Linked DNA regions of Homo sapiens: region 2 is linked to region 1. Evidence: read pairs that join two places in POLR2A ChIA-PET (ENCODE). Cell type or tissue: Panc1. All regions are shown on one strand. Each heading gives the region's core, and the rest is flanking DNA. Links, peaks and the distances in the headings are about the cores only.

Region 1 (16,269 bases), core at 3,431-11,430:
TATTAGGCTGTCCTTTAAAATTATGTATTTTGGAAGCCCATTTATAGATATATAAAAAGTTTATGAAAAAGAATTACCTGGGAAAATTAGAATATAAAATTATATATACAGTAATGGTTGTGTATACTTACAAAAATATAGGAAATAGACTGAGAGTTTAACAGTGTGTCTCAGGAGGAAATAATTTACATAGCTTAAATATTTTCATTTTTTAATATATTCTATAATAAGCACATATTACATACATATATTTATATATATAAATATATACATATATATTTTATATACATACCCACATATATTACATATATATGTTACATATGCATAGATAATAATGAGAATTTATTTTCTTTTCATGATTGTCTTATTTTGTTGTCATTTTGTCTTTAACATGGTTTCCAGGAGTTTGAAACTAGATTCCTTTTATTTGAAATTCTACTTTTGGCTTCTCAGATATTTTATTAACTCTGCATAGAATATCACCTTATGGAAGGTTAAACTGCTTTGGATCAGAGGCCATTAAACTGCAGCAAACAAGCTAAATCTGGTAGCCCACAGTGACCTAGGAGAATTCTTACATTTTAAGTAATGAAAAAGTATTCAAGGAAAAATAGTTTGAATACTTTTTGGTGACATGTGAAAATAAAATTTCAGTGTTCATAAGTAAAGTATTATTGAAACACAACCATAGAGTTGTTTTCATATTATCTCCAACTGCTTTTGCACTACCCCTTCAGGGTTAAGTAGTTAATGGCTTATAAAGTGAATGGCTTATAAAGCTTAATATATTTACTATTGGGTCGTTTTCAGAAAGTTTGCTGACCCTTTTCATGATCGTTGTTCCTTAAACTGTGTACGTATACAAATCATAAGAGGAAATTCATAAAAATGCAGATACTGATTCTGCGGCCTGTAACTCTGCATTTCAAACAAGCTCCAGGTGATGTCAATTATTGCTCTTCCACGAACCACACTCCAGGTAGTAAAGCTCTGGATAGCCATTTTGATGTAATATGCAAAATGTAAGAGTTATTTGAAACCATCATTCCCAGGATGTTTTCTAGTGCGTGTGTGTATGTGTGTGTGTGCACGTGTGTGTGTGCACATGTATGTGTGACTTCACATCCCTCTTTTACTGAAAATCAGTAATAATGGATCTGGGTAAGTGGTTTAAGTAAAGATAGGAAAAATATATGGTAAAAGAAATGGTTACAGAGCATTGATCTCCAGTAAATGTCTACTGGAAAATTTATAAATGTCATAGAATATATAAAATATTCAATATAATGACATATGCCAGGATACTGAGACTGAATTTTTTTTTCTTTTTTCTTTTCTTTTTTTCTAGAGGCAGGGTTTCACTCTGTCACCAGGCTGGAGTGTAAGTTCTCCTTTTTTATGTAATAATAATAATAAAAAGTTATGTGCCTACAAAGATATTTAAATGTTCATTCCTTACATACTAATAATAAATGTGCATATAAAATCTATAAAAATTATTAGGTTATAATTATTTAGTTCTTTTCCTTTTTTGACAAAATTATCTCAAACTAGTCTACAAAAACAAACCAACTACCACCCGAAAATGAGTAGCTCTGGTAATTTATTATAAGTGTTGGCTATACGCTGTAGCAATAGCTCTAGGCCACTCTTTCTCACCATTAACAGAGGGACAAAGTAGGCTATTGTGTTAGAAGAGTTTTTCCAGGGAGGAACTCTGTTTGGATTCTTCTCCCTTTCTAAATTGCTTCCTTTTTCCTAAGGCTGGTAAGGTAAAAATGAGTTTGTGATTACTTCTCCATGGGAGGTCCCTTTGTCCCTGTAAGATTCAGGGAAACCAGGGAAAGGAGATCTGTAGTGGTTAGCTGACAGTAGCTCTTCTCTAGGCCTTAGGAGAACTATTATTTTACTTGGGTCAGGATTCTTTGTCTCTAGTCACAGAAGGTTGCACCAAGGAACAAGATTAGGAAAAAGACCAGTAAGCTAATTTCAGTTTAGACCTTAAGCTAGAGAGCCAGTAGAATTCCTATAGTATTTGGAGATCATAAAAACAAATCAACATAAATAAATGTACATTTACGTTTACATTAGAGCGCATTCCTGAAAAATCTGGCAAATTTGAAAAACATACAAAAGTAATTTTTGGTTTATATGTAAAATAGAATGAAATTCTAGGTTCAAATAATCATGAGTGGTTTTTTTGTTTTTGTTTGTTTGTTTTTCTGAGACAGAGTCTTGCTCTGTCACCCAGGCTGGAGTGCAGTGGTGCGATCTCGGCTCACTGCAAGCTCCGCCTCCCGGGTTCACGCCATTCTCCTGCCTCAGCCTCCTGAGTAGCTGGGACTACAGGCGACCGCCACCGCACCCGGCTAATTTTTTGTATTTTTAGTAGAGGCGGGGTTTCACCGTGTTAGCCAGGATGGTCTTGATATCCTGACCTGGTGATCCGTCTGCCTCAGCCTCCCAAAGTGCTGGGATTACAGGCATCAGCCACCGCACCCTGCAATCATTTTAACTATATGAATGTCAAGCTGTTAAGGGGTGTCCTAGTGAGAGGTGACAGCGTGCTGGCAGTCCTCACAGCCCTCGCTCGCTCTCGGCGCCTCCTCTGCGTGGGCTCCCACTTTGGCGGCACTTCAGGAGCCCTTCAGCCCACCGCTGCACTGTGGGAGCCCCTTTCTGGGCTGGCCAAGGCCGGAGCCCACTCCCTCAGCTTGCAGGGAGGTGTGGAGGGAGAGGCGCGAGCGGGAACAAGGGCTGTGTGTGGGGCTTGCGGGCCAGCTGGAGTTCCAGGTGGGCGTGGGCTTGGCGGGCCCCGCACTCGGAGCGGCCGGCTGGCCCTGCCGGCCCCGGGCAATGAGGGACTTAGCACCCGGGCCAGCGGCTGCGGACGGTGTACTGGGTGCCCCAGCAGTACCAGCCCACCGGCGCTGTGCTAGATTTCTCGCCGGGCCTTAGCTGCCTTCCCTCGGGGCAGGCCTGGGGACTGCAGCCCGCCATGCCTGAGCCTTCCCCCACCTCCGTGGGTTCCTGTGCAGCCTCCCCGAGGAGCGCCGCCCCCTGCTCCACGGCGCCCAGTCCCATTGACCACCCAAGGGCTGAGGAGTGCGAGCGCATGGCGTGGGACTGGCAGGCAGCTCCACCTGCAGCCCCAGTGCGGGATCCACTGGGTGAAGCCAGCTGGGCTCCTGAGTCTGGTGTGGACTTGGAGAATCTTTATGTCTAGCTCAGGGATTGTAAATACACCAATCGGCATTCTGTATCTAGCTCAAGTTTTGTAAACACACCAGTCAGCACCCTGTGTCTGGCTCAGGGTTTGTGAGTGCACCAATCCACACTGTATCTAGCTGGTCTGGTGGGGCCTGGGAGAACCTTTATGTCTAGCTCAGGGATTGTAAATACACCAATCCGCACTCTGTATCTAGGTCAAGGTTTGTAAACACACCAATCAAGTTTTGTAAAAACACCAACCCTGTGTTTAGCTCAAAGTTTATGAGTGTACCAATCCATACTCTTTATCTAGCTGCTCTGGTGGGGCCTTGGAGAACCTTTGTGTCTATACTCTATATCTAACTAATCTGATGGGGACGTGGAGAACCTTTGTGTCTAGTTCAGGGATTGTAAACGCACCAATCAGCGCCCTGTCAAAACAGACCACTTGGCTCTACCAATCAGCAGGACGTGGGTGGGGCCAGATAAGAGGATAAAAGCAGGCTGTCTGAGCCAGCAGTGGCAAGCCGCTGGGGTCCCCTTCCATACTGTGAAAGGTAGCTTTGTTCTTTTTCTCTTTGCAATAAATCTTGCTGCTGCTCACTCTTTGGGTCCACACTGCTTTTATGAGCTGTAACACTCACCGCCAAAGTCTGCAGTTTCACTCCTGAAGCCAGCGAGACCACGAGCCCACCAGGAGGAACGAACAACTCCAGACGTGCCGCCTTAAGAGCTGTTAACACTCACCCTGAAGGTCTGCAGCTTCACTCCTGAGCCAGCGAGACCACGAACCCACCAGAAGGAAGAAACTCCAAACACATCCAAACATCAGAAGGAACAAACTCCAGACGTGCCACCTTAAGAGCTGTAACACTCACCGCGAGGGTCCGCGGCTTCATTCTTAAAGTCAGTGAGACTAAGAACCCACCACTTCCGGACACACTAGCTCCCAGAGCTTCCAAGATGGCAGAGGGCCCCTTGCAAGATGGTGGCAACCCTTGTGTGGGGTTCTTGGCCTCACGGATTCCAAGGAATGGTATCTTGGGCCATGCGGTGAGTGTTATAGCTCTATTAGAAGCCGTGGGTCACGGAAGAGAACCTGCAACCCAGTGACTAGTGTTCACCTTGATTAGGATGAACCCGGGCACTTAGCCCTGCAGGAACAATGGCAAGCCTTTAGCCCAATCTGGAGCAGCAATGGGTGCCTTGCTGGATCAGGAGCACAGCAGACACCCTGCCGGATCCGGAGGTATGGAAGTCAGCGGGGGATCTGCGACAGCCGCAAACAGCAGTGGTGGACAGTGAGCGAAAGCTCAGCTCTAGCCGTAACAAACATGGACCAGAAGAGAGTGCAGTTGCAAGATTTAATAGAGTGAAAACAGAACTCCCATACAAAGGGAGGGGAGCCAAAGAGGGTAGCCGTTGCCAGCTCAAATGCCTGGGTTTATATCCTGATCATTGTCCCTCCTGCTGTACTCTCAGGCAATAGAAGATTGACTATTTCTTTACCTCCTGTTTTTGCCTAATTAGCATTTTAGTGACCTCTCTTTACTACCTGATTGGTCGGGTGAGAGCTAAGTTGCGAGCCCGGGGCTTAAAGGTGGATGCAGTCACCTTCCTAGCTAGGCTACGAAATCCAGCTAGCCCTGCCTCTCAATGCGAAATATTTCAAAACTGTGTAAGAAAGTCTTCCTGGGCTGGGCACAGTGGCTCATGCCTGTAATCCCAGCACTTTGGGAGGCCCAGGCGGGCGGATCACGAGGTCAGGAGATCGAGACCATCCTGGCTAATATGGTGAAACCCCGTCTCTGCTACAAATACAAAAAATTAGCCAGGTGCAGTGGCAGGCGCTGTGGTCCCAGCTACTCAGGAGGCTGAGGCAGGAGAATGGCGTGAACCCAGGAGGCAGAGCTTGCAGTGAGCCAGAGCTTGCAGTGAGCCGAGATCGCGCCACTGCTCCAGCCTGGGCGACAGAGTGAGACTCTGTCTCAAAAAAAAAAAAAAAAAAAAAAAAAGGTTTCCTTATGCCTTATGCTTTCCTTAAGGCTTAATTGATTTGAATTGCAGGACAGCTAGCACCCCTGGCTATCAACCATAACCATTGACAGTGTCCCCAGTCATTGTGAAACCAAAAATGCCTTACAAACAGCAAGAGCTGGTGATACAAAACCTATTAAGAATCTATGCTATAAAGCAAAATATCAGAATTAGTAATAATCATAATAATGCTTACGTTTTCATGATCTGTTACCTGAACCTTTCTGGCAACAATTTATGTCTGTGACTTAAAAATTATGTATCTTTGAAAAATAACTTCAAAAGCACAAGAAAAAAAAATCACTGTAAGTTCAAGTTGAATATTTGAATATTAATATGGGCCAACCTACCTATTCATTAATTTCAGGCATTTTTGTTAGCTTCTCTTTGCCCACTTAATTCTGAGCTTGGTTTACAGCTAAATTTTCTTCTACTTACTGGTTCATCATCTACAGAGGACATCTCTGTACCTAACACAGTGTTAGCATTTCTTATTCTGCTTTAGCCTTTCAATTGCAACAGGATTATTTGGTTATATTCCATATGGAAGTAAAATTGGGCTTTTTGTTTTTTTTTTACTTAATGAACATATTCTAACTCTATGTCTATCAACATTCCTTTCTATTTATTTTTACTAATTCTATAAAATTATAAATTTTATGCATTCAAAATTTTTATACACAAGAACACCATTTAGCTTCTGTTGGTATCTGGTCTTATTCTTTTACATGTTAAGTCGATTTCTCTTTGAAGATCTGTTTTAAATTTCCGGTAAACGTGAGACACCTGAATGGGTAGCATAAGAAACTGATTATACTGCTTTTCTTTATACAATATTATATTTCCTGGGAAATGAGCCAGAGTCTGATCTAACTCATCTCTAGTACTTTGAATATTCTACCACATATTGCCTTGCAAAATCTTCCACAAACAGTAATAAAATATATTCTTCCTAAATAATTTGATTTCTATTCAAATATATTTGCAGATCCTAACAATCCTATAGAACTCTAAGTTAGAGTGAGAAGAGTTTTAATTTCTTTTTTTTTCAACTCCTAAATTGTGACCAAAGGCTTTTTTTTTTTTTTTTGCAAAGTTACTATTCTTAATGAGTTTAATTTTTTTTTTCCTCTTCTTTTTCTTCCACGTTAGAATGTGCTGTTAAATCAAGTGTCCAGGTGCAAAGGTGGTTTCTAAATGAAGAGTTAGGGTAAGTTTTTTCCACTTTTTGTAATTTAGGATTGGGCTCCCAGGTTGATTCATACCTCTAAAAACAGCAGAATTTATTTTTTGCTTTTCTAAGGCAGAAGTCACTTCGACAATTTTTAAAGTGCTTTAAGTGACTACTTTAAACAACCTGCAGACTAAGGAAGTTCTCGTAGCTCTGGAAATGGAAACAGCTGGACTAGTTCAGTGGGGATGATTCAGCCTGAGTCACAGGCCCACACCCAAATGGAAAGTGTAAACCCTGAAGGCCTTAGGGGATCCCTAGAGCCAGGAATCCCCTCTGGGACCTACCACAGTCTCTGGACTGGCTCAGGTTTCAGTGATTATTTTTAGCTCCTCTTTATTTATCCTATGGTTCTCCATCCTTTTCATCATAATTTATAGTATCCTTTATTTACATTTCCAATAAGTACTGGTGAGTATGAGTAATTGCAGAATAAATTAAGATATGTCCAGTGGACACTTGACATGACACAACCCTAAAGAAAACATCAACCTACCCCGTATCTTCACTTAGTCTAAAAGTCTGGAGGAGTCCGGATATTCTTGGAGTCCCCAGAGGCAACAGCACTTCATGTTTAACTTATAGGCAAGCAGACTTAATGAGATACAGCATACAGGATACACAGCACATTTCCCCGCCCACTCAAAAATACTTTCATAAAAACAGTGACCAGTGTTTACTCTGGCCAGGAACTCCAAAACATACCCTTTGGGCTTGTTCTTCATTAATATATCACAACTGCTCTGTGAGATGGACATGGTTATTATCTCCATGCTCACACAGCTCATAATTGGTGGAGCCAAAAAATGAACACAAGATCTTTGACTCCAAAGCCCAAGTTCTTACCATTTATGATGACTAAAAACCAGTTGTATGTTTTTTCCTGAATATATTCAACAAACTTGTGTTGAGCAAAAACTGTGTTCAAGCACTGTGCTAGTTACAGAGAATTCAACAATAAATAAAACTGACAAATGACATAATGGACTTACATCTCATGAGGAAAGTAAATAATACAAATGAGTAGAATAAATTGTATTGTGTAAATGTGATAAAGAAAAAACTCAAGAAAAGCAAGTGGGGTCATTGAGATGATAACATTTAAATCCTATGATTAGTAATGATCTTTGCGAGAAGGTGATAATTAAACCAAGAACTGTAGGAGGTGAAGAAACAAGCCCTTCTCCATCCTCAACCAACCTAGCCTCCAGGGAAAATAGCATTCCAGGCCAAAGGGACAAGTTTAAAGGCTGTGAAGCACCTGGGAGCATTGCTAGAATGACCCAAGAAGAGCAAGAAGACAGATGGGTTGTAGTGAATTGACAAGTAGGAGAGGCTAGGAAAAGATGAGACCTGAGAGAGAATAAGGCAAAGAAGTGGAGGCTTCTTGTCAGACGAGAATAAAAGCAATTGTCTTTCAAATAGAGTTGAGACATAATCTGATTTATGTTTTTAAAGGGATACTCTGGCTTTTGTATTGAAAACAGACTGGGAACATAAGGAGAGAAGAACGATCAATCTGGTATACCTGTTAGGAAACTGTTACAATTCAGAAAAAAAATAATGTTTGCTTGGACCAAAGAGAGTATTGAAACTGATGGAAAATGATTGATGTACGTATTTTATAGGTGGAACTGATAGAATTTGCTAATCAATTGTATGTAAAGTAAATAGCTGGGTCAGGCCTGAACATTTGGAAGAATGGAGATTTATTAGCTGAGATGCAGAAAGCAGTAGGTGTAGTAGGTTTAGGTATTTTGCTAAGCATATATAGTGAAGAAAGAGAGACAAGAGAGTAGAGAGAGTATCCAGAAAAATGATCATAAAGATTGACCATAGACTGTCACTGGGCTGCAGAAGAATGATCAAGGTGGACTGGGAGGGGAGTGTAGAGGTGGTAGGATCAAGGGCTGTAGGTCTGTGTGAGGCTGCAGGGTTGCTGGAGTCAGTACTGGAGGGGTGAGGAATTTAATCAACACCAACTCTAGATTCCTGAAGTCAAAAAACTTATTAGAACATGTCCTAGCAGAGCTCTTAAGAGAGGCTAGCTTCTGGGACTCTCCTATAGTCTATTTCAATATTAGCTTTAGATAACTTTTTTAAAAAAATTATTAATTTAAGGGCTGAATGATTTTCTAATTATCTAAAAATTAAAGTCTTCACCACTTAATATTTGAATACTTTATAAGATAGGATTTGCCTATTTGGGATATATTTGAGAATTCCCAGAATAAAATAGATTGTCCCATGTTAGCAGTCAAAGCACATCTTTGGGCCATGAGTTACCGTATTATAAAAAGATTTCAAAATGAAATAAAATGTATTAATATAGAGATTAAAGGTTAATTATTAATTTGTGTTATTTTCAAAAATAGAACACACATTCAGAATTTAAAATTTTCATATTAATCTAATGATTGGCAATCTTTTATGAAATCATTTTACCAACATCACTTAATTCTTACAAAGTAGATTATGATAAAATTATATTTTCCTAAAGTATATTTTTAAAATAAACAAATGTGAATAGTTCATATTCAGACCATACAAATACTTTATATGTATAATTCAGACCATACAAATACTGTATATATATAACCAATCTCATAGGAAGGGGGTTGGATTCTTATCTCCGTATGTTTAATTTGAGATACCAGATAGCTCACCTTTCCAAAATATGACCTCCCCGAGCACTGAAATATAAACGACTAAATCCATTTCTGTTGTGTGTCCAAAGATCCCTAGTTCAAAACCTACACATTACTTTTGAGGTTTAAGATACCCCCAATTTATTTTCTATTGTCATTATCTATTAATAAAGCAGAAAAGTCATGGAGAAATTAAGCATTGATCAAGTAAGCTTTGTTGGAGCATATGGGAAGAAAAAGATCTCAAGAAAAAGAAATGGGCTGGGTGCAGTGGCTCATGTTTGTAATCCTAGCACTTTGGGAGGCCGAGGCAGGTGGATTGCTGGATTGCTTGAGCCCAAGAGTTGAAGACCAGCCTAGGCAATGGGGCAAAACCCCATCTCTATAAAAAACACAAAAATGAGCCAGGTGTAGTGGTGCACACCTGTAGTCTCAGCTATTTGGGAGGCTGAGGTGTGACGATGACTTGAGCTTGAGAGGCAGAGGTTACAGTGAGCCAAGCCTGTGCCGTTGCACTCCAGCCTGGGACCCTGTCTCAAAAAAAAAAAAAAAAAAAAAAAGGAATGACCTAAGGGAGGCAGTTCCCAAGTGAGATAATACAAGGACAATGTGGTGTCAATGAGTTGAGATACTCATTTGGAAGAAGAAAAGAAAGACAACATTTCTACCTTTTTTTTTTTTCCTTTTTGAGACAAGGATCTCACTCTGTTGCACAGGCTGGAAGGCTGGAGTGTGGTGGCATGATTATAGCTCAACCTCCCGGGCTCAAGCAATCCTCCCACCTCAGCCTCTTGAGTAGCTGGGACTACAGACACATGCCACCTTGCTTGGCTGTTTCCCTTTTTGTGGAGACAGAGGTCTCACTATATTGCCCAAGCTGCTCTTGAACACCTGGGCTCAAGCAATCCTCCTGCCTCACCATCTTAAAGTGCTGGGATTACAGGCATGAGCCACGGAGCCCGTCATTGTTTCTACTTTAACAGTTAACCTCATCAACATTAGTAGCAATTCTTTTGATTAAAATACAGCAGATATATTTTTTATTAAATGATTATGATCTTGGTTTAAAAAAATTTTTTTAGAAAAGCAAACAAATTACATAATACCTTTAATGATAAAGGTATAAAGAGACTTTCAGCCATATGTATTTCTGTAACAATGTAAGTGATTATTTTTGTAATGGAAAGAATATATTTTTGGAGGGGAAAGGAACATACATGTTTAATTTTATGAATAATGAAGGTGGAGTAAAGGCCAAGAAAACTTATTATTATGTATAAAAATGTTATTTCAACATTATTATTATCTACAAAACCAAAATGGATTTAATTAAGGTGGGCAAGGAAGGACATATTTTAAATGAAAGAATTTTCTTATGCCTAAATTGGATACTAAAAACATTCAATACTGTTTATCTGTATTATTTTATTAACTTTGAAAATTATTATTATATTGTCATTCATTTACATCCTGATTTAAAGAAAAGTTTTATAACTATTTTTGGAAAAGACCTATTAGATCCCTGCTAAGGTCAGTTCTTCAGGATAAGACTTATTTTATTCCTTTTGAATAATCTTGTATACTTATGAGGTCGAATGGGTAGTCAAGGAAATAACCATGTTCTCAAGATGTGGCCACTGTGGTGACCATACAGTAGGCTCCAGCGTTTGCACTGTAGTCCAGCTCATTCAAGCAAAGCTAACTCCAGTAGGGAATTTCCCCTGTAGAGAGCATGTGCATTTTGATTTTACCTGTCCTCTGACTGAACTATGCTCATTATAACAGTAAAAAACACACCCTGGATGGAGATTTAAAGTGCTAATGAGACATGTGATGTATGAATAAGCATGTACAGCAACTGCACATGTGGACTACCCAGACCATGCTTACTAGTAACACTTCTTTCTACCTCCTTATGAATAATTACGTAAAACTCACATAAAGGGAGTCTCCCTCGTGCCAGTCTCTCCTGTCTCATCCTTATGAGCAGCCTACCCTGAATACTCTCTCTCAGTGTGTACTGTATATTCTGCACCTAACTTTCAAAATATTATTTTCCTTTGCAATAAATTGCTGTATGCTGCATCTTCTTTGCTATGTCTCTTGTTTAAATTATTTTAAACTAAGAAGACCAACAACCAAGGTTTCATAATAGCCATCAACATTTCTACACTCATATCTACTACTTGTATCAACTCTTAATAATAATAATTATGATGGGGCAAGAACTGCTCTAAACAGTTTCTATGTATTAACACATTATACAAATTTTATGTAGATTATATTCTTAACCCATTTTATAGATAAGGAATCCAAGACAGATATGTCAAATAACTCGCTGAAGATTGTATAATGAACCAAAGGCTAAGCTGGTGTTTACATGTGATACAAGTATGCTGTGAAGAAGCCAATATGGTCAAATGACTCAGATTGTCTATCTGTAAAAAGACTAAAGACTGTTCTGTTTCTACTAACTTCAATGGAGTGGGATAGTGAGTATCAGGTTTTAGTGGGTTAAGACATGAATTCAAAGTCAAAGTGAAGACATTAAATTTATATAAAATGACAGGTAGTATTAGATTTTATTAATTGTCAAGGTTATCAGTTCCTGCTGGGAAACGAAGTGTATGTATGTTGGGGTTTGTAGGTGGGAAGTGGGTCAGAAAAGGCTTACAAGAAGAAATAAGAGCTGTATCAAACATGAAAGACAAATAGAAAATTTCCAAAAGATGAAAGGCTGGAGGAAAGGGCAAAGGATCCGGACTGAGAGAATGGGATGAGGAAGGAAGGCAGGGAGGAGTTTAGAGTGGAAGAGGAAGAGAGCAAAGATGAAGCTAGAGATCTAGGAAAGGGTAAGATTACGGAGGCCTTGGATGATCTGCCAAAAGCATTAACTTTATCCCTTATGTAATGAGACATCTTTTGATGATTTGAAGCACAGACTTCAAATGTTTGAGCTTATGTTTAACATAAATCACTTTGGCAGCTTTGAGGAGGCTATGTTTGAAAAGAGAAAATTTGGTAATAGGAGGTTGCTGCAGAGATCCAAGAAAAAGAATTCATGATTTTAGGAGGAGTGGCTACAGTGTCTGGGAGAGGAGAACATATGTATAAACATGCAAGAGGTAAAATCAGCAAGTGTTAGTCTATTTAGTGGTAAGTAGTGAGCAAAAAGGAGGCCTCATCTCCTGGTCTGCTTGGATGGCAGAGTTCTTGTTGTTATCAAAATTAAGAGAAAACACAACTGCAAGTGCAGGATGATGCACTAAATTCTAAACAAGGCTCCAGGAAGACACATAGTGGAGACGTAAGGTAAAAAATAGAATGTATAATACTTTAGGAAGATACAGACTGAAAGGTGTTTATGGGCAGTAACCAGCTCCAACATGTTCTCAGGAGAACAGTAACATTTAAGTTTCAGACAGAAGAGCCCAGGAGAAATAAACTATTAACCAATGATAGGGCATAAAAGATCCAAGGGAGTAGAGAGAGAATCTCAAAAAGGAAATAGAAACTAACTTTAAATATAAACTCTAATAACACAAGAACCTTTGGATATGGCAGTGGGGGTTGGGAGTTGTTGGTTTGCTTAATGATGCAGTCACTCTCAGTAGACATAGAAGCCAGATTATAGTTGCTTGAAGAGGGAGTAAAAGGCTTAGGATTTCATGAATTCCTTATTTTTCCAAATGACCGTCGCCTTGAACGTGTTCTGTAGGTGGCTGTCTTTGATCTCTGTGTTGGGAGGGAGGTTCATAATTTCTATCACCATTCTCAGCAGTTTTACAACCAAAGCTTTAAAATTTAAGAGGCAAAATAATTTTATGTTGTAAATCTATGTGACAAATTTTTATCAGTTGGTACTAACCTATGATATTCTCAGAAATAATTTCCATTTGAAATTATATGGAGAAACATGATCTGTAATTCGCATCACCAGGAGAGAAGAATGTTGGCATATATATATATATATATATATATATATATATATATATATATACACACACACACACACACACACACATTAGCTAACAATCCAATGATTATATATATATATATGATTGTTAGCTAATGTACAACATATAAAGATATTTCAGAATTATTTCTACTATTTATTTTTATTTGTACATCTTGGGTTTTTTTCTCCTTATAATTATTTAAAGGTAGTGATTGTGGTAGGTTCTATAATTTTTATTGTCTTAGAAATAGCCAAATCTGTGCAATTATCACTATGTCACTCAATAATTTAAAATTTTATTTTATAATCTGAGGATGTGATTATTTGCACACACTAACAAGCATTATGAACACCTAAACCTAGAAATCAAAAATTTTCAAAGCTTATTTGTTTTTATGGCCCCCATGGGGACAACTTGAGGCTCAAAATTCAGCTTTCTGGTATCCTTAAACTGGCAGTGGAGACTGAGAGAGATCCAGAAGATATTTAAGCATTTAGACTTGTTACTTAGCAAGAACTCTACATTAAATGACATTAATTCCCTCTTTAAAAAATGGCCCTCAAGTACATGCAGCTCCTCTTCATCATTTTCATTAACTAACAAACACTATGCAAACATATACACTTTTAAAGAAAAAGAAGAAACATATAAAACAAGGCGGTTGGCCTGATTTTCTGATTTTTTTTTTTTTTTTTTTTTGATATTTGGTGAAAATGTCTGGAGATTTAAAGACTAGATAATTATCTCACTGCTTTATGCTTTTACAAACACTTTGGGGTCATCATTGAGGACGGTTAGTTATCTACTATCACCACACATATTTATGTAACCAAACCCTATTCTGTTCATATAAATTGTTTAATACTGCAATAATATGAGTCATTGAACTTAAGAATCATATTTTGTCAAAAAGTTTTATATTTTTGTCATAGCCATTAGAAAGTTATAATGTGCTCATCTGTGAATTTTAAATAAATTTGGTGGAAATAATTACCTGATTGTATGTTTTCTTAAGAAACAAATTGATATTAGCTGCCAAGTTATTTAAAATTCTCTCTGGTTGCCACCATTGTGTAAGTTAGTGGTTATCTTTATAAAATCCCAAGGACTTCTTGAAGAGTTACAGGAAATCATACTTTTTGCTATGATTCTAATTCCATGGCTATTTCCTCAATTTCAAATTTCTGAACTTTTGACACAACTGAAATAATAAGAAATGGGGTGGGGCAAACTTGTCAGTGTAGGCAACTGTGAGAAATCTAACAAAGTGCCCTGGGCTTCCGTCTGTTTCCCAGAAGATGAAGGGAGCAGGTGCCTGAGGTGTGCTCCTGTGGAGGAACCCTCGGGCAGAGCTTCAGAACTCATAAAGGTCTAAGGCTGTGGGAATCTAATGTCTAGGGCTGTGGGAATCACCTTGGTGGTTTCAGCAGCTGTGATCTGTACTGAATGCCTGATGAACTCCCTTCCTCCCAGGGAGGAATGGATGGAATGTGGATTCTCCACTTTACCTAGGGCTTTGAAACAGCAGGGAGCTCTTTACCATCTCTAAGGCCTTAGCAAGCTGAAGGTATTTAAGACTCATAGGTAGAGGGCCCAGGGTTTCCCCATAAGTCAAAGTGAGGGACGCTGCACAATTAGAACTTACCACAATTATCTTGGTTTTATTTCAACAGATATTTAAAAATTAAAACCAAACAACAAATTGAAGAATAACAGTGGAGGTAAACAAGTACATTATCTTAAAAGTCTATTTATAGATTCAGCATGGGCCAGATCTTGTACTCAGAAAATGGTGTTGCACAAAATTGTAGTGTAATCTTTATGGCTATAAATAACGTAATCATGTGTAACGTCTACCTAATTATGTGGATTGAAGAAAGCTGACTTCAAGCATTTTAGAATAAGAAGGTTGGTATGTATTGGATACATAATAATAATGAGTTGCATAACCTCAGGAGATAATTTTACCTCTCTGGGCTCTCTGAAAAATAAAGAAGTTGGACTACGTGTTCAAAATCCTATTATCTCAAGTCCTGAAGTTTTAAATTATAACTATTGGTCTATTTTAAAGTTATAAGCAGTATATGATTCACTAATTGTTTTTGTATTATTTTAGTTTTTTATTTTTCTAAGTATAAAATCATTCACGCTTGGTACAAAAAAGAATCAGAGATTTTTTTAAAAAAATTAAGAAAACCTATAAACCCAATATCCTAACAAATCTAAAGTGAACATTTTTGTGTCTGTAAGTATAAACTTCTTGTAATACATACACATTTTATTAAATTGGGATTATACTATTCGTGCTATTTCATTATTCACTTTTTGTCTTAAAATGTATTGGCAGGGCGTGGTGGCTCATGCCTGTAACCCCAGCACTTTGGGAGGCCAAGGTGGGCGGATCATGAGGTCAGGAGTCTGAGACCAGCCTGGCCAATATGGTGAAACCCCGTCTCTACTACACACACACACACACACACACACACACACACACAAAATTAGCTGGGCATGGTGGTGGGCGCCTGTAATCCCAGCTACTCGGGAGGCTGGGGCAGGAGAATCATTTGAACCCAGGAGGCGGAGATTGCAGTGAGCCAAGATTGCGCCATTGCACTCCAGCCTGCGCGACAGGGTGAGACTCAGTCTCAAAAAAAAAAAAGTATCACATGTATTTTCTATGATTATATTTATTTTGTTAATAAAGGTTGCATGTTTTTCTGCATGTATATTTTGTGTATAAGCCATCTTTTATTTAAAAAATCATAGTAATACTGATGAAGACTATCAATAAATATCAATAGATTATGTTCAATAACATTATTAATGAACATTTAAGTTGCTTATTTCTGCTATTATTTATGCTTCAGTAAGTACACTTACATACCCGTGGTTATGAATTTCTCTGAGTATTTCCATAAGATAAATTCCAAGAAGTAGAATTGTGAAATCAGAATTGTGAGTGTGTGTTTTAATGTGACAGCTGTTTTTAAGTTAAATAACATATACAAATTTTATAAAATACACAAAAATCATGTTCAGTCATAATTTTAGTGTAATACTTTGTTGAACTTCCATTAAGTGATTTTTCTGTAAATATATCTTTTAATATTATTGAGATTAAATGCATTTGCAAGAATATATTTTGAAAGTATTGGTGTATTTGTCACTCACATTGGGGCAAGAG
Region 2 (16,269 bases), core at 2,853-10,852, 440 kb after region 1:
AAAAGAAGGATCAGGCAACCAAATTTAAGCAGATTAATTGATATTTAAATTCAAATAATTGCTGTCTATTATCACTTATTTTTCTAGGATGAAACCTGATGATGACCCTAAAATACATTGCCCTAAAAATGAATGTGGCCTATTTAAAATAAAATGCGAAAGTTTCTAGTTATGACTCCTCTCTCATGCTTTCCTAACATATGCTGAGTACTTTGGGGGTAACTAAAATAAACATAATTTCTTCCACTGTTTTGCTACACAGATCCTAAGTCTTTCTTTTGTCTGGTAAGGCATTACAATGTATAAAATTACTCTCTGAAATAAATTGATCTTGCAAGTTGTTATGAGGAAAAATTTCCTAGCTTAAAAGGTATGTGGATCTCATCCATGTTTCACTTAAATAGGGTACCTCTTAGGGGTAAAACTATGAAACAGATATAACTTAACTTCCACTACTCTTAGCAACAAGCTCTCCATTCTGTAAGAGTCTCTCCTCCTTCCCCAAGAGAATAGGGCATGAAGGCTTGGGCAGAGGAAAGAGGTTGTAGAAAGGGAAACATCTGATAAACTCATTTACAAACCAGGCATTCATGGGCCTTTCCCAAAGGATTTATCTGTATTCTTAAAAAAAATTCAGTCATTTGCAAAGAAGCCATTTTCAGGAAAATGTTTACTTTGAAACACATAGGTGGCCACATACTCTGCTTTTATATAAAGATTATCATCTCTGATTGTGGGCTCAATATTATAGTATTCAAGATTAGAAATAACCAGTTCCAGCACCATATGCTGAAACCAAGAAATTGGCTGTGTACATATTGGTAAGCAAACAGATATTCTAATAAATAATAGTGGCAGACCCAGATGGATGTCTTTTTCATTCTAGAAAAGAACAAGATTTCAGTCTGCATGCCATGCCTTTAAAGATATGCATGCAATTTTTTCCACAAACCCCAATTTTTCAGTCCTGTCAGTATCACCTAAGTGCCTCCTTAGAAATATGACAGTGAACTTACTTCTCCCTAATAAAAAAGGAAAAACATATTTTACCAGTAAGAAGACTTGTGAACAAAACAAAGGTTCATGTCACCTCTGCAACTGTTATGAATCATAATGTCCCAGAATTTGTGGGCTCTTTATCTCTTATAGATTGAATAACTGACTAGCAATTTATAGTGACTACATCTGTCCTTCCAAGGAAACTAGCAGATTGTAATTAATGACTGAAAAACTCTCAAGGTTCTTGCTAACTATGAAATTGGGCTCCACTGAATATCATAATTTTAATTTGTTCTCTATTAACTACTAAAGAGGAACCACTATAATATGACAACAATTCCCCTACAGAGCTGTTGGAACAAAATCAATCACAGGACCAAAGCTGTGAAACCTGGCAAAGGGTTCTACCTAGAGTGCTGATAACGGGAATCTGTCTGTGTTACAAAGCAACTAGACTCACCCTATTGGCCTAAGGCCTGGAATGATTCCCTTCATTTCCCCACTGAACTCTCCCAGTTGGCAGCAGGTTGTACTGTTACCATGCCCTGGGGGCAAGCTCAATATTATTTTGGAAGTGAAGGTTGATGCAAATAGAAGGGAGAGAAATTTCTTGGGCTTAGAGGATATAAAGATGCTTGAAATGAAACAAAGGAATGGAAGGAAATACTTTCAAATTTGGTTAAAAATAGTTGAGAGGAGACTCATCGAAAACAATGGAGGAGGAAAGTGCATTAAAAGAACTGGACAGAGAAGAAGCAAAAATTTGACAGAGACATTGTTAGTAAGGATTTGTTCTTAACAGAAAACCTACATAAAAGAGTATCAATCCTGTCATTCATTTGCCTTCATTCTCTAGCTTGTTGCTGCCAAGGTTTTCGAGTGTTCCAAAACAGGATATTCATTTTATTTGGAAGCAGCTTGGACATTCCTCTAAAAAAGAAGGAAGTGTGGCAGAAAAAGGAAACACACTTCACACATTTCTGCTCTAGGGAGACAGAAGAAGAGTGTTTCTGACCTTTTCTTGAACCATGACGATTCTTAAAACTCAGAATGTAATGTACTTTTTGGCCTTAAACTACTGCACTGCTTTGCTCAGCACTGGAGGATTTACAATGTAATAAAGAGAGTGGAATCAGTTCAAAATGAATTCATTTTTCAAACCTTGATCCTTTTTGGAATTTAAGTTGATGAACACAGACAAGTTTAGCAACAAGTTGGCAGTTGGCTTCCCAAGAGTCAGGCAACCATATTGACCTCTTATTTTACTGAAATGTTCCCCAGAGCAACAGTGTTATAGATTGTTAGCTAGAAATAAAAGTAAGGGCAGTTATAAACCAGTAAAATCCAAGGCCACACCTGAGGAGTAATGATTCATCACCCTTAGTGACAAACCACTTACCCTTATTTTTTTAAGGGCCTCTTGTCTTTTCAGATCAAATGGATAGAGGAATTATGTATAAAGATATTACCTGGAGAAATAAATTTAGAAGAAAATGTCTACCCCTAGAAAAAGATACAGGAGCCAAAAGCACAGTGATTCAAAAACAAACATTGCAGATATGAAGCACTGATTAGACTGTGTTACGCAGACTTTTCCTGGACGGTTACAAAAATAAAGTCCATCCATCTGTCAAAACAACTGCTCCATGCATGAAAATTAAACAGAATTGAGGTGTTTTTAACTAACTTCCGATAATTATACTTTCTACAAAAGAATATGATTTACCTCCAATTCCAATTACCTCCTTGCATGTTCTTAAATTCTGGATGGAGCAGTTAAATTTTACTCTAAGTAAGCGAAGAGAAAAGAAGAGAAGACTTGTGAACGTGAACAATCTCTATTCAAATATATTCAGTTCATGATTAAATCAAACAACTTGTTCTGGCTCAACTATAAATCAGTCCAAAATGAATGGGTAGCATATAACATTGACTCAGGTCAGTGAGAATTCCTGTAAAAAGAAGAAAAAAAATGCTTCTATCCCATCGATAGTTTGTGTAGAAATATTTTGGTGCATAATCTAGCAGCTGGGAAAGCAAAGGAAACCTTTTCCTATCATGATGGGTGGATACATTTCTGCCTGAAAACCCATTAATAAGCTTAATTCCTGAAGTTAATCTGTTGACTTTCTTTTTCTCTGGTCAATTTATCTGGCAAGCTAGCTGAATACTGGAATCTTCGTGCCAAAGCAGTAATCCGTGAGATTGTTCCTGTCACTCACTTTATCCCTTCCTCTATTTAAGCTTTTCCACACTTATCTGGCAATAATGTTTAGTCTTTTTTTTTCTTTTAACATTGTGCTATTACAGCTGTAATCCGATCATCCATAATTGTGTTTAATACTTCACTATTCACTAAAGGAGGTTAGAAATCTCTTCTCCAAAGAGGCTTATCTAATAAAACTAAAATATAAACCATGTTATAATTATAATATTAGCCTTCTAATGTTGAATTTGTGACTTGGAATTTTTTAACACTCATCTTTTTAAGTGATGAATAGGCAGTTCTGTCCATTTTGGGAGGCATTTTTACCTTCAGTATTTAGAATATGCCATAATAAAATGAACTGAACTTTCCACATCAATGCTTTTATATTTTTTAGAGATTTGAAATAATACTGACTCAACTAACACAACAAAGTTACCATTATATATAGCCAGTTATTTTGGTATGTAGGCATATTCATAATAATTGAACTATATCACCATTAAACCTATGATAACTGAAAAACAACTTTTAAAGTGGCTTGAATTATATGATTAAACTAAATGAAGACTCTCTGTACAAGGCTCCCAAATTATTTTACTTAAATGCTCATTTCAGTTAAGTGCCCAATTTGACTGCTCTTTCCCCTCCAGATTGACTATTTGTTTTGAAGTCCTAGAAATATTGTTCAAGACTCTATAAACATTTTTCTTTCAAATTACTTGAAACCTTCAAACATGTTCAAAATGATTATACACTAGGCACTATAGACCATGCTATTAGCAAAAGCTGACTGCTGTGATTTTCTTTTATTTAAAGGAGTTCAAAAAATTCACTTTGAAATTCTGTGTGGACCATAGAAGCTTATGATATCTATTTTTAGGCTTATGTTTTCTTTTATATTATACTATCACTCTGATTCATCAGGATGTGTGCCATTCATTTGCATGATTTGATTGTGGTCCATTATATGTACCTAGCATAACCTTTCTTCACCTCATATTGCAATAAATGCAGACAATTAAAAATATTCTGGGAAATCTACATAAATATGTTTCCTACCGAACCAGGAAAATTATGAAGTACTCACAATCCTCACCCTGATTTCAAAAATGATATTCTGTGGTTTCCAATTTTATGCAAGGTGCTGAATATTTAGTGTTCATGCCTTAATGCAACCAAGTCATTGGTTTACATGAAGTAAGGAGAGTTACAATGTAAAGGAATTTATTGTGGACAAAATTATTTGGCATATTTAATTCTAACATACATGCCTTTACCATAACAGAAATCATTACACATAAAAGAGAGATGAACTGCATCTTTAATTGCATGTGAGATGTAGCCTTAGGGAAAGACAGAAAAACTGAGCCCATATTTTAGAGGAATGCTTGATTTCATTCACATCTACCTCCTTTCTACCCCATCTTGCCTAATATCAAAAATTAATTTTTGTTGGAGTCTTTAATGTCCAAAGTACTGAAGTCTGTTTTATAGTTATAATATAAAATATTATCTTAATACATCTTATAATAATTGAAGACCCTAATCAAGTTTAGTGTTTGTGACATAGACACTGATGTATCACTTATTCAAATGCAAGTGCCTGTGGCATATTTCACACGTATACTCTTTTCCTTTTCTTTCTTTTTTTCATGACCAAGTTTAGTTGCTTTAAAAGGAGATTAAAAAGTAGAACATTCGGAAAGAAAGAACTTTTACAATATAAAAAGGTTTGAAAAGAAGTCAAATGCCCATAGGGTAAATGAATTATCAAACCAGAGTTGTGAGACTCTGTTATAAGCTGAACTCCATTTTCTCAAAATTTATACCTTGAAGCTCTAATCTCTACCATCTGGGAATATGACTCTATTTGGGGATTAGGGTCTTTAAGAAGGTGACTAAGTTAAAATGAGGCCCTTAGTCTAGACCCTAATCCAAACTGGCTGGTGTCTCTATAAGAAGAAACTTGGATACATAAGGAGACATCGGGGCATGAGTGCACAGAGGAAGGACCATGTGAAGAGGCAGCAAGAGGACAGTCATCTGCAAGCCAAAGAGAGGAGGCTCAGAGGAACTCAACCCTGCTTACACCTTGAACTTGGACTTCTGGCCTCCAGAACTAGAACATAAATTTCTGCTGTTTTGGCCACCCAGTCTGTGCCACTTTATTATGGTAGCCCTAATGGAGTAATACAAACATTAAAAAGAAAGTGGGTAATTGGAGGCAACCTGATGCTTGGTTAAAAGATACTTAAATTTACCATTGCTTAAAATATTTTCACCATCAGAACATACATGGTAACAGAATTTTGTCACCTGTCAGCCAACTTTGGATCTTCTGCTTTGTACAGAATTAGATATTAAAAAGGAAATTTTACAAATTTCATTTTTTTCTGGCACAATTTTACTATTTCTTCAAATATCGTCCATATATCGTAATCTTCCCAAATATGCACATATATGTGGATATTTGTATGCAAACCATATGTATATATCAACTTGTAGAAATAATTTATGCACACATTTAAATTTCAGAAATTTGGAATTTTTAAATTTATTTATGTTTAGTGATATGTAGTAAAGATGTTACTTATTGAAGGATATTTGCATTTGAAAAGGCATTCTCAAAAACTTTAAGAAAAAACATGTAGGACAAAACGAACAATTTCATAATGGTAAAACAGAAATTGGGGTAGTTACTTGTATCTCAGTCTTACAATTTAGAGCAGGGGTCCCCAACCTCCAGGCAGACTGGTACCAGTCAGGGTCCTGTTAAGAACAGGCTGCACAGCAGGAGGTGAGCAGCAGGCCGGCCAGCACTACCGCCTGAGCTCCGCCTTCTGTCTGATCAGCTGCTGCATTAGATTCTCGTAGGAGCGTGAACACTTTTATGAACTGTGCATACAAGGGATCTAGGTTGAGGTCTCCTTGTGAGAATCTAATTAATATCTGATGATCTTTGGTGGAACAGTTTCACCCCAAAACCATCCCCTTTTTGGCCTGTGAAAAAATTGTCTTCCATGAAACCAGTCCCCGGTGCCAAAAAGATTGGGGAACCACTGCTTTAAAGTCAGTTAGACATGGGTTAAAATTATTCAGGCATTTTCCATTTGCTGTGTGACTATAAGAAAGTTACTTAGAATCTCTGAGCCTGAGTCTCCTCAACTAAAAATGAGATTAATGATATATTCATGTAAATTACTTAACATGATGACTAGCGCTTATTAATTGATAGGTAACTGGTTATCCAATTCTTAAAATAATTAAACTTCACTATTGTTTGGATATTTCTATGACTGCTTAACTCTCACACTCTTCTACATATTATGCCATTTCACCAATTACGACAAGAGCTCCATTATGAATAGTTCATTCTTTATAAGGATGTAGTTAATAGAGTTTAAGCCTATACTTGGTGCTAAACAGAGATAGATTTAACAAAATTGGTTTTGAGTATTACTCTGTGCCCATTTCTGCTACCAAGGGCAATTGCATTTTGTTTAATAGAATTTCTATGAAAGCCTAGTCCTCTGGCAGTGAAGACTTATAAATTATAATCACTCTTGTTATCAAAGCAGTAAAAATGCCAGGATTCATTTTCTCAACACAACAGCAAATACAGCGTGTGTTAGTCAATAGCTGTGGCAGAATTGTATTGTGCCAAATGAAATAAGCTGGAAAAATATTTCCTCAAATTCCCTTTTCTATAGGTTGGTTTAGGCTGGCTATCAACAAAATCTGCATGAGATTTGGGAGGTATAAATTAAGCTGCAACCATTACACTCCCCAGGTTGTTCTGATCTGCTGGCCACGTTGTTAGCGTGGGGCAGTACCTGGGCCTCCAGGTCCTCTGGCTTCCACCAAATCTCATTTGTTAGTTTCTACAAGACTGAGTCCTGATACTTGTATAGCTCCATGACAAAAGACATCAGTTTCTTCTTTAAGTCACCCAAATCGACCCAAAGAAAGTTAGAGGTAGTAAAAGACACTATGGTCTTAGTTTGTGATTGTGGGTCTCAGTTCTCCTTGCTCTTCCTACTTCATGTTCGGCTTTTCCTCTATAAACATAAACAACTGTAGTTACCTACAACAACTTCACGCCCACTACCTGTCTCAGGCAGTAGCCTTCCATAGAGTTCTTCACCAGCTCTCATGATTGTATAAGGTCTAATTCCCATAATAAAACTTTTTCCATATCAATCACACAGTTGGTCTCTGGTAAAACCATGATGAAAAGATATATCTTACAGCCATAGACTAGCTCATTGTGATATGTAATATAAAGGGAACATAAATTTGGCCTATTTAAAAATACACACATGCTTGTTGTAAGAACTAATGACTAAAGGTCATTAGTTAATAATTTTATTTACTTCTAAATATGAATGATTTCTGCTTTTTAAGTGCATATTAAATTCTATAATCAATAAGTTATATTAATTTTGGTATCATTTCAAGCACAATACTAAAAAAACTATCTTTTAGCATTGAATACATATGGAATAAACACATGCACACATGTATGCATACATAATAGTTACATTTAACACCATGTATAGCATGGATAGTACAGTATATTTTGCACCTAATTTGAATGGAATAGTGAGAAGCTTCAGGAATTTTCTGCTCTTAAAGCCAAAAGTCAAGATTCTGCATCTCTAGAAATAGTGTCAAGTTTTCAGAGCTACCATAATTTTGCAGTCTGTTTTCCATGCTACCAACTAAAAAGTCCAAAAGTAAGTAGACGTATATTAAAATTAAATGGCAGAATTTTGGGAAAGTTTCATGATGTCCTGTGGACATAAGAAGCTGATGATTTTTAGTGTTATTGCACAAATGATTTTTATGTTTCTAAGTCAAGTAAAAGGAAAATAGTCAAAAGTTGGTGATGGCATATTTGTCTTGAGACATAACACGTCTGAGTAAAATATTATCAGAGTCCATGTTAAATACAAAATATGATGGACAGTGTACTCTCAGAAATGAGTAGAAATCCACTTATGAAGATTATCAGACACATATAGAAGAATACTAAACACAAGTATTACAAACTACGTGTCAGTGGGACTTGGATCAACTTGCTAAATATGAGGTAAGAAGATATTGGCCAAAATCTTTTTTCCTGAAGGAACTGGTCAAATCATGATAATAAACCTTCCAGAGTATAAAATACTTACTGTACTCTAAAAGTATGTACACTGATGCATGGATGAATTATGGTGTCCAGTCAAATCTAAATAATAATTTGTTAACCAATGCCAAATATTTTATCTTCATTTCAGCCACTTAAGGATGCAATTGAAATTTTCAGTAAAAAAGGAACACAAATCAAAATCTCCAAATCTTCTGAAAGATGTTTATAAAATGTCTGTATTTCAAATGCTAGCCTTACTTTACCAAAAAAAAAAAAAATTAAAATGCATTTAAATTTTAATCCTGACCCTAAAAGATTTCCAAAAATGTAAGTTTATCTGTATGAGACTTGGTTCATGGCAATTCAAACATAATTAATACCAACCTATTTGGCTGTATTAGTAAAATGTATTAATTCAAAATATGAATACTACCTAATTTCTGAAATAAACTTAATGACAAAGTTTTATTTGCCATGTATCTTTTACCTTATATGCAAAATTTGCTTGTTTAATTACTTGAAAAGAAATATGGACTTGTAACCAAATATGAGTCACTTAAACGAGTTAACATACAAAATGCATTTAGATCAATACCAGGTATAAAGCAAGCTCTCCATAAGTGTTGGATATTATTACACTGCTTCTGAAGGCTACAGTTAAACTGTAATTATTCAGTTCAGTGTACCAGATATTTACCCACAAACAGATACAGACATACACAGGTACATACATATGAAAATCTATGCTCATAAGATAAGGCATTTACTGGCATTCATCAAAAATCAGTTATCTGTACAACTGAAGTGCCATCAAAATTCTTGATGAAAATCATATTTAAAATGGATAAACTGACCATATTCTTTCATTTGTAAGATTATGCAGAGTGTCCACATAAAATTGTAATCGATATTTTCAAAAATTATAAAGGGTCTGGGGTTTTACCCTATTTGTAAAGATAGCAAGTTAGCCTACCAGGCTTTCATGAATACTAACAAAAGATTGTGACTCAGGGTTCAGAGGTAAAGGACTTTATTACTCACAAAAATAGTGCTAGCTAGAGTATTAGAATTTCTTGTGCTATTTCCACTGGGCATTGGGAAGAGGGTCAGGTAATACCTATACATGTGGTTAGTTGCATTATAGGAGAGGAACTCTGGATGAAAAAACCTAAATATTTTATAATAGGTATAGCATGCTGACCTTTAGATATTGATGGAGATGTTATGTTTATTGCACCGGACAGTGCGCATATCTGCCCTTTGCTCCAGAGGGAGACACTCTGTTTCCCAAGACCATTTGCAAACCAGCCTTCTACTTCAGAGAAAAACACTATCGTAACTGTATAAACAGCTTTTTCTTACTTTAAACTTAATAAAACAATTTTTTATGATACTTTAAGTTCGAGGGTATATGTGCACAACGTGCAGGTTTGTTACATATGTATACATGTGCCATGTTGCTGTGCTGCACCATTAACTGGTCATTTACAATTAGGTATATCTCCTAATGTTATCCCTCCCCACTCCCCCCACCCCACGACAGGCCCCAGTGTGTGATGTTTCCCCACCCTGTGTCCAAGTGTTCTCATTGTTCAATTCCCACCTATGAGTGAGAACATGCAGTGTTTGGTTTTCTGTCCTTGCGATAGTTTGCTCAGAATGATGGTTTCCAGCTTCATCCATGTCCCTACAAAGGACATGAACTCATCCTTTTTTTGGCTGCATAGTATTCCACGGTGTATATGTGCCACATTTTCTTAATCCAGTCTATCATTGATGGATATTTGGGTTGGTTCCAAGTCTTTTTTTTTTTTTTTTTTGAGACGGAGTCTCGCTCTGTCGCCCAGGCTGGAGTGCAGTGGCGGGATCTCGGCTCACTGCAAGCTCCGCCTCCCGGGTTCACGCCATTCTCCTGCCTCAGCCTCCCAAGTAGCTGGGACTACAGGCGCCCGCCACTACGCCCGGCTAATTTTTTTGTATTTTTAGTAGAGACGGGGTTTCACCGTTTTAGCCGGGATGGTCTCGATCTCTTGACCTCGTGATCCGCCCGCCTCGGCCTCCCAAAGTGCTGGGATTACAGGCGTGAGCCACCGCGCCCGGCCGGTTCCAAGTCTTTGATATTGTGAATAGTGCCTCAATAAACATACATTTGCATGTGTCTTTATAGCAGCATGATTTATAATCCTTTGGGTATATACCCAGTAATGAGATGGCTGGGTCAAATGGTATTTCTAGTTCTAGATCCTTGAGGAATCGCCACACTGACTTCCACAATGGTTGAACTAGTTTACAGTCCCACCAACAGTGTAAAACTGTTCCTATTTCTCCACACCTACCCATCTGACAAAGGGCTAATATCCAGAATCTACAAAGAACTAAAACAAATTTACAAGAAAAAAGTCAAACAACCCCATCAAAAAGTGGGCGAAGGATATGAACAGACACTTCTCAAAAGAAGACGTTTATGTAGCCAACAGAAACATGAAAAAATGCTCATCATCACTGGCCATCAGAGAAATGCAAATCAAAACCACATGAGATACCATCTCACACCAGTTAGAATGGCAATCATTAAAAAGTCATAGAGATCTTTTTTTAAAAAAGCATGCAAAAAGCTAGTCAGGGCGTCTGCTCATAAGATGTGAGAAATGTGAAGACCCATGAAAAACTATATTCCAACAATTATACATGAGGATTTTGAAATGTAATGTAATTTTATTATTTGATAGGCTCCCAAATTAGAAGGTAATTCTAATTATCCACTTAATACAGTTTTATTATGTCTCAATATGTCTAAAATAAAATTTAAAAAATTGAAAGTTCATGTCAAATTTGACCTTTGAAAAAGTAATGAAATTTAAGGGTTGACATAGGCATTTTGGAATGCACTGTAACTTTAGATGCATGTGCAGCTTTAAATTCTCATTGCATTCACTTGGCAAAAATTAGTGCTATTGAGGTCCTGCAATTTGAGCCACAGTAAACATGATAGACATTATAATATATCATATCATTAAGAGGAGTAACAACTAAGGACAAATATATAAAAATAAATCCCTCAAGAATTTTAAAAAGTCTCAAAGTTCAGGTGCATGATACAACACTTTGAAATGTATCCAAGAATCAGAATGTTATGAGAGTCTGCTTTTTTGTTCCTCTCAGATGGTTGAAATTTTGATTTCCAATGATGTTCAAAATATTTCTAACAGTCATACGGTTGCCATTTGGTTTTACTGAAATTTAGTGCAAAGAGAGATGGTTTAGTAGGATAAACAAAGAAGATTCAGAGAGCTATTGATTCAAAACAGATTCTTTTACCAGCTTAGAATGTATTCAGCTTTCATTTGCAAAACAGGGTCAATGAAGTTAATCCATCAATAGAAATGTTACTGTGTATAACCAACTGAATTTTAAGCACTAGAAAAATACCGAAAATGGGAGTAACGGTGAATAACAGCAGCCAGAATACAGGTATCTCGACTGTATTTATTTCCCTATCCAGGGTCTCTGTCCAACAGTATTATATACTGCATTATATATATATTTTTCAAATAACAGCTCTCAAGTAACAGCAATGGAAAAATTCATAAGCATTTCACTACTCTAATGCTAAAAATGCCACAGCAATTTGAAGGTTTAGAATCTACAATACCAAAAAAGACATATTAATATGATGATTTGTTTTATATCCTGTACATTCAGTTCTACAAGAGAAAATTAAATGTAGATGAATATCAGAAATGTCATCACCAGCACATGCATGTACATGCATGCGCAGGCACACACACACACTCTATATAGAAAAAATATATAAATATATAGAAAAGCAATATTAAAAGAACAATAAGTGTTATCAGATAAACATATATTTTATATATATCAGATAAAATATATATATTTAAAATATACAATTTATTTCTTATTGTTTAATATATATTATCTGATAACCTTATATATATATATTTATCTGATAACCTGATATATATATATGAGAGAGAGAGAGAGCAAGAGAGTATAACTATGTGCCTGAGGCTACAGGTTTCCTCTTTAACAACAAAGTCCATTCTTTGTGGAATAGTTGCTTGAATTACAGCTGCTGATTTAATATATGTGTTTGGTGCAAAACTCGGCAGAGAGTAATGATGAGTTATATTATCCCAGCTGCATGAGAGAATGCGGAGACGTTTCACTTTTCTGTATGATACCATACTCAGTGACACAGAAACTATGTAGGTTCAATCCAGTGGCATGTCCTGGTTTCTGGTTTACTGTGTTGTCATAGCCATAGGAATGAGCTTTTCCTTAACTAGGCATAAGAATGGCCCACTCTAAAAGTGCATAAGATTAGCCAGTGTCTTGACCCCTCTTTTCCTATTGTAGCCTTCTATCTGAATCTGATGCTGCAGAGATAGCATTTTACCCAGTGTGACTTGTTTAAAGGCACTTCATTTCCAGTGGACTTTTCGAGGAAATCAGTAGGAAATGGTAAGTGCAGGCTCCGGAAATCAGGGATAACAAGTAAGGAGGTTGTTTGTTTACTTTACTATAAATGTTCAGGTCAGTTCCTATTTTGGTTACAATTCTGTCTTGGAGCCCTGATGGCTGCCACAGCCACTCACATCCATTCTTGTGGTTTTCAGTATTACCCGAGCCCTTTGAAAGGAATTATTGTCTGTAAGTCACAGCTGACTATTATTTACCCAAGATACAGTGCAGAATTTCCATCAAACTGTCCGTTGTGTCACTTTGCAAATCAGGTGTCAAATGAAAGAAAAAGCCTCTTTCTTCTTAATATTTATTTCTTATTGTTTATTTAAATCATTGTTAAAAATAATAATGCTATTTATTTTCTTATGTTTATTAAGGAAGGGATGTTACAAATCCCAGGGATCCATCCAATAGCTATTTCTAAAATCATATATTAAGAAAGAAATGCAAAAATTGCATCTGTAAATTAAAATCCAAAAATAACCAATGAATGCCATGAATCATCTTGAAGTGCACAAAATATGTAAACTGAGGCATTACTTAAATGAGGTTAACTGAAAATTAAAATAAATTTTAATAAAATTATAAATGAATAAAATATATCTTGCATAAAAAATGTATGAAAAGCAATATTAAAGGATCTATAAGGGTTATCAGCAAAATAGTATGAAATACATTTTAACATTGAGTAGAGCTGGAAGAAAAATATATTTTTCCTTGAAATAAAATATATAAAAACTTCTGTTTTCCTTTCACTATATAAATCATAATGGAGAAAATTCAAAATCTTGAATTGATTTAATGCAGAATATGAAGAAATACCAAAGCACAAATATTTTATAATGTTACAATTAATTAATTAACTGATTTTTGAAAACATTATTAAGGCAATGTTATCACACCATTGCACTTTTAAAAATGTGTGTCTCTCTATGCACTTCTATCATAATGATTTATATTTTTTCAGAATCTTTATTACAAGGTGCTGTGAAATGATCTGGTGTCACTCTATCAGATTCAGCAAACTCCATGTCTTAGATCCTTTTAATTAAGTTCCATAAAATTCATAAACATTTTTAGTAAGTGTGGAAAATGCAATGAAGTTGCCTTTCTTCTTTGAAAGTATTCTTGACCAGCCTGGCCAACATGGCAAAACCCTGTCTCTACTAAAAATACACAAATTAGCCGGATGTGATGGTGGACACCTGTAATCCCAGCTACTAAGGTGGCTGATGCAGGTGAATCTCTAAAGTCATGATTAAGTGATTAAATTATCCTCCACAGGGCCTTGTGGATCATTAGTTTATTGAGGCTGCTGAACTAACTACATCTGGGCTAACCGCAAGAATCCCTTAGTTTTTTGTATTAATAACAGGGAGAGAGAGGCAAAGATAGAGAGGGAGAGAGAGGAGAAAGTTCCCATAAAAGATGTGGGAAATGCCTTGAGGTGAATAATTTTAGAAATCACAAACACAAATTAAATCTGCTATCTCAGCCATTGAATGAGTTGATCCAATTATGAAATCAAATATGCTTGACTGGGTTGATTCAGTCGTGAAATCAAATAAAGCTTCAGTTTGTATTAGAATATGCAGATAATTTGTAAGATAACTAGATAAGCATGGTTATTACCTTAAATTTTCAGACCAAATCAAATTCAGAACAATGAAACACTGCAGTGGTCATAACCATTAAGGAGTGTTGAATTAATTTCATTAACAATGTTTTCACTTAGAAATTGTCCATACTACTCTATTACATATACTAATAATAGCAATAATGACTAACATTATATTTATATTGTTAGTTATTAATATCTCAGTTACGTAATATTTTGCATGGGTTCCTTTGAGCCTTACAGGAATTGTGTGAGTTATTTATTTTATTTTACTTTTTTTTGAAACAGAGTCTCACTCTGTCACCCAGGCTGGAGTTCAGTGGCATGATCATGGCTCACTGAAACCTGCACCTCCCGGGTTCAAGCGATTCTCCTGCTTCAACCTCCCCAGTAACTGAGACCACGGGCATGTGCCACCACGCCTGGCTAATTTTTGTATTTTTAGTAAAGATGGGGCTTCACCATGTTGGCCAGGCTGGCCTCGAACTTCTGACCTCAAGTGATCCATCCTCTCCAGCCTCCCAAAGTGTTGGGATTACAGGCATGGGCTACCGCGCCCGGATGAGTTGATTATCATCATACTTACACTGTTGATGAGCCAGAAAAGGTAATATATTTGTTCAAATCTATTACTTATCATCTGTGTGTTAAAAGCTATAAATAGGTAAATTAGCCATTTCTATTCATCCTCAGGTATTATCTCACTGAATATTTTAATGTAATTTGTTAATGGTAAAATGTAGCTTTTTGACGTTAATAGATTTTTGTTTGTTCAATTATACTTTTAGCCTTGTATTATTGAAGATTTTTCTACTTTTCAAATAATTTTCACAAAAACTATTAGAGTTGTTTCTCACAGTGATATATGTGTTGTCTCACTTAATAGATGAGAAGCTAAAGCCCAAAGAAAGTTAGCATACTTGCTCAGTACATTCATGAGTCAGTAGGGGTATCAGCACAAAATTCTCAACCTCTCTGGGTTCTTACTTCATTGTGCTTTCTATTTACTCCTTTCCAGAAGTTTCAAATTATGCATCATTTAGGGATAGTATAAAATTTGATAGAAGAACACACTTTTTTTTTTTTGATCCACTGTTACATAACCAGAAAAACATTTGCTCTACTATGAAGGTGTAAAGGGACTTTCAGTTGACAGATTCTCTCCTTACCTAACTCTAGTCAGACTCTCCTGAACTCTCTTCACAAGAAGGCCCTGACTTTCCGATTTCCATGTTCATCTCCGCTTGGTCCAGTTTTCACAAGAATCCTGTTGAGTCAGTTTACAGAAATTCTCCCACCATTGATATGTGTGATCAAATTCCTGCCCCACTGCCCTGCCTCACTGTCAATATCTTATCACCCTGGCTGCCTTCAGTAATAATCCTGCCTAATCAATTTATCCACAATTCCCATTACTCCGATGTTTCCTCTTGGCAATTTTCCACCCACTGACTCCCACTTTGCTTCTTAGCTATAAATTTCCACTTATCCTTGTATTCAGCATACCCTGTTATTAAGCTCAATCTCTTACCCCCATTACAAAACTTCATTGCAGCAGTACCCCTGAATAAAGTCTGCCTTACCATCTTTAATACGTGTCATGAATATTTTAACATAATAACTATATGTTTAATATATAATTTTCAAGGATGAATTTCCCATGTTTGCTAATGTACAGGTATTAAGGATGGGGGATACCTGTGCTTTGTGATCCTTTATCTAACTTCCTTCACCTATAGGCAACATTGCTGCTAGATTGAGTCAGTCTTTTCCCAGGAACTCAGATTCCAACTCTAAATCCTTCTAAACATATACATCATT

What was found. Peaks named below come from ENCODE experiments on the same cell type or tissue, not always from the same donor. Only the 100,000 strongest peaks of a DNase experiment are listed, where the experiment ranks them.
Region 2: POLR2A ChIA-PET joins it to region 1 with 15 read pairs; 1 of 35 experiments calls an interaction of 5 or more read pairs at or near these places.

Annotation. Positions count from the first base shown.
Region 1 is chr7:83,670,587-83,686,855 of GRCh38, forward strand. No RefSeq gene overlaps it. Among named protein-coding and RNA genes, the nearest start is that of SEMA3E, 30 kb to the left of the region's middle. RefSeq lists enhancers at 14,385-14,884, 15,568-16,075. In Panc1, for the core only: no CTCF peak of the experiment used is centred there; a DNase peak (open chromatin) is centred at 6,765.
Region 2 is chr7:84,111,495-84,127,763 of GRCh38, forward strand. The region is part of intron 3 of SEMA3A (semaphorin 3A); the gene reads right to left. Among named protein-coding and RNA genes, the nearest start is that of SEMA3A, 75 kb to the right of the region's middle. In Panc1, for the core only: no CTCF peak of the experiment used is centred there; no DNase peak of the experiment used is centred there; H3K27ac peaks cover 2,091 bases.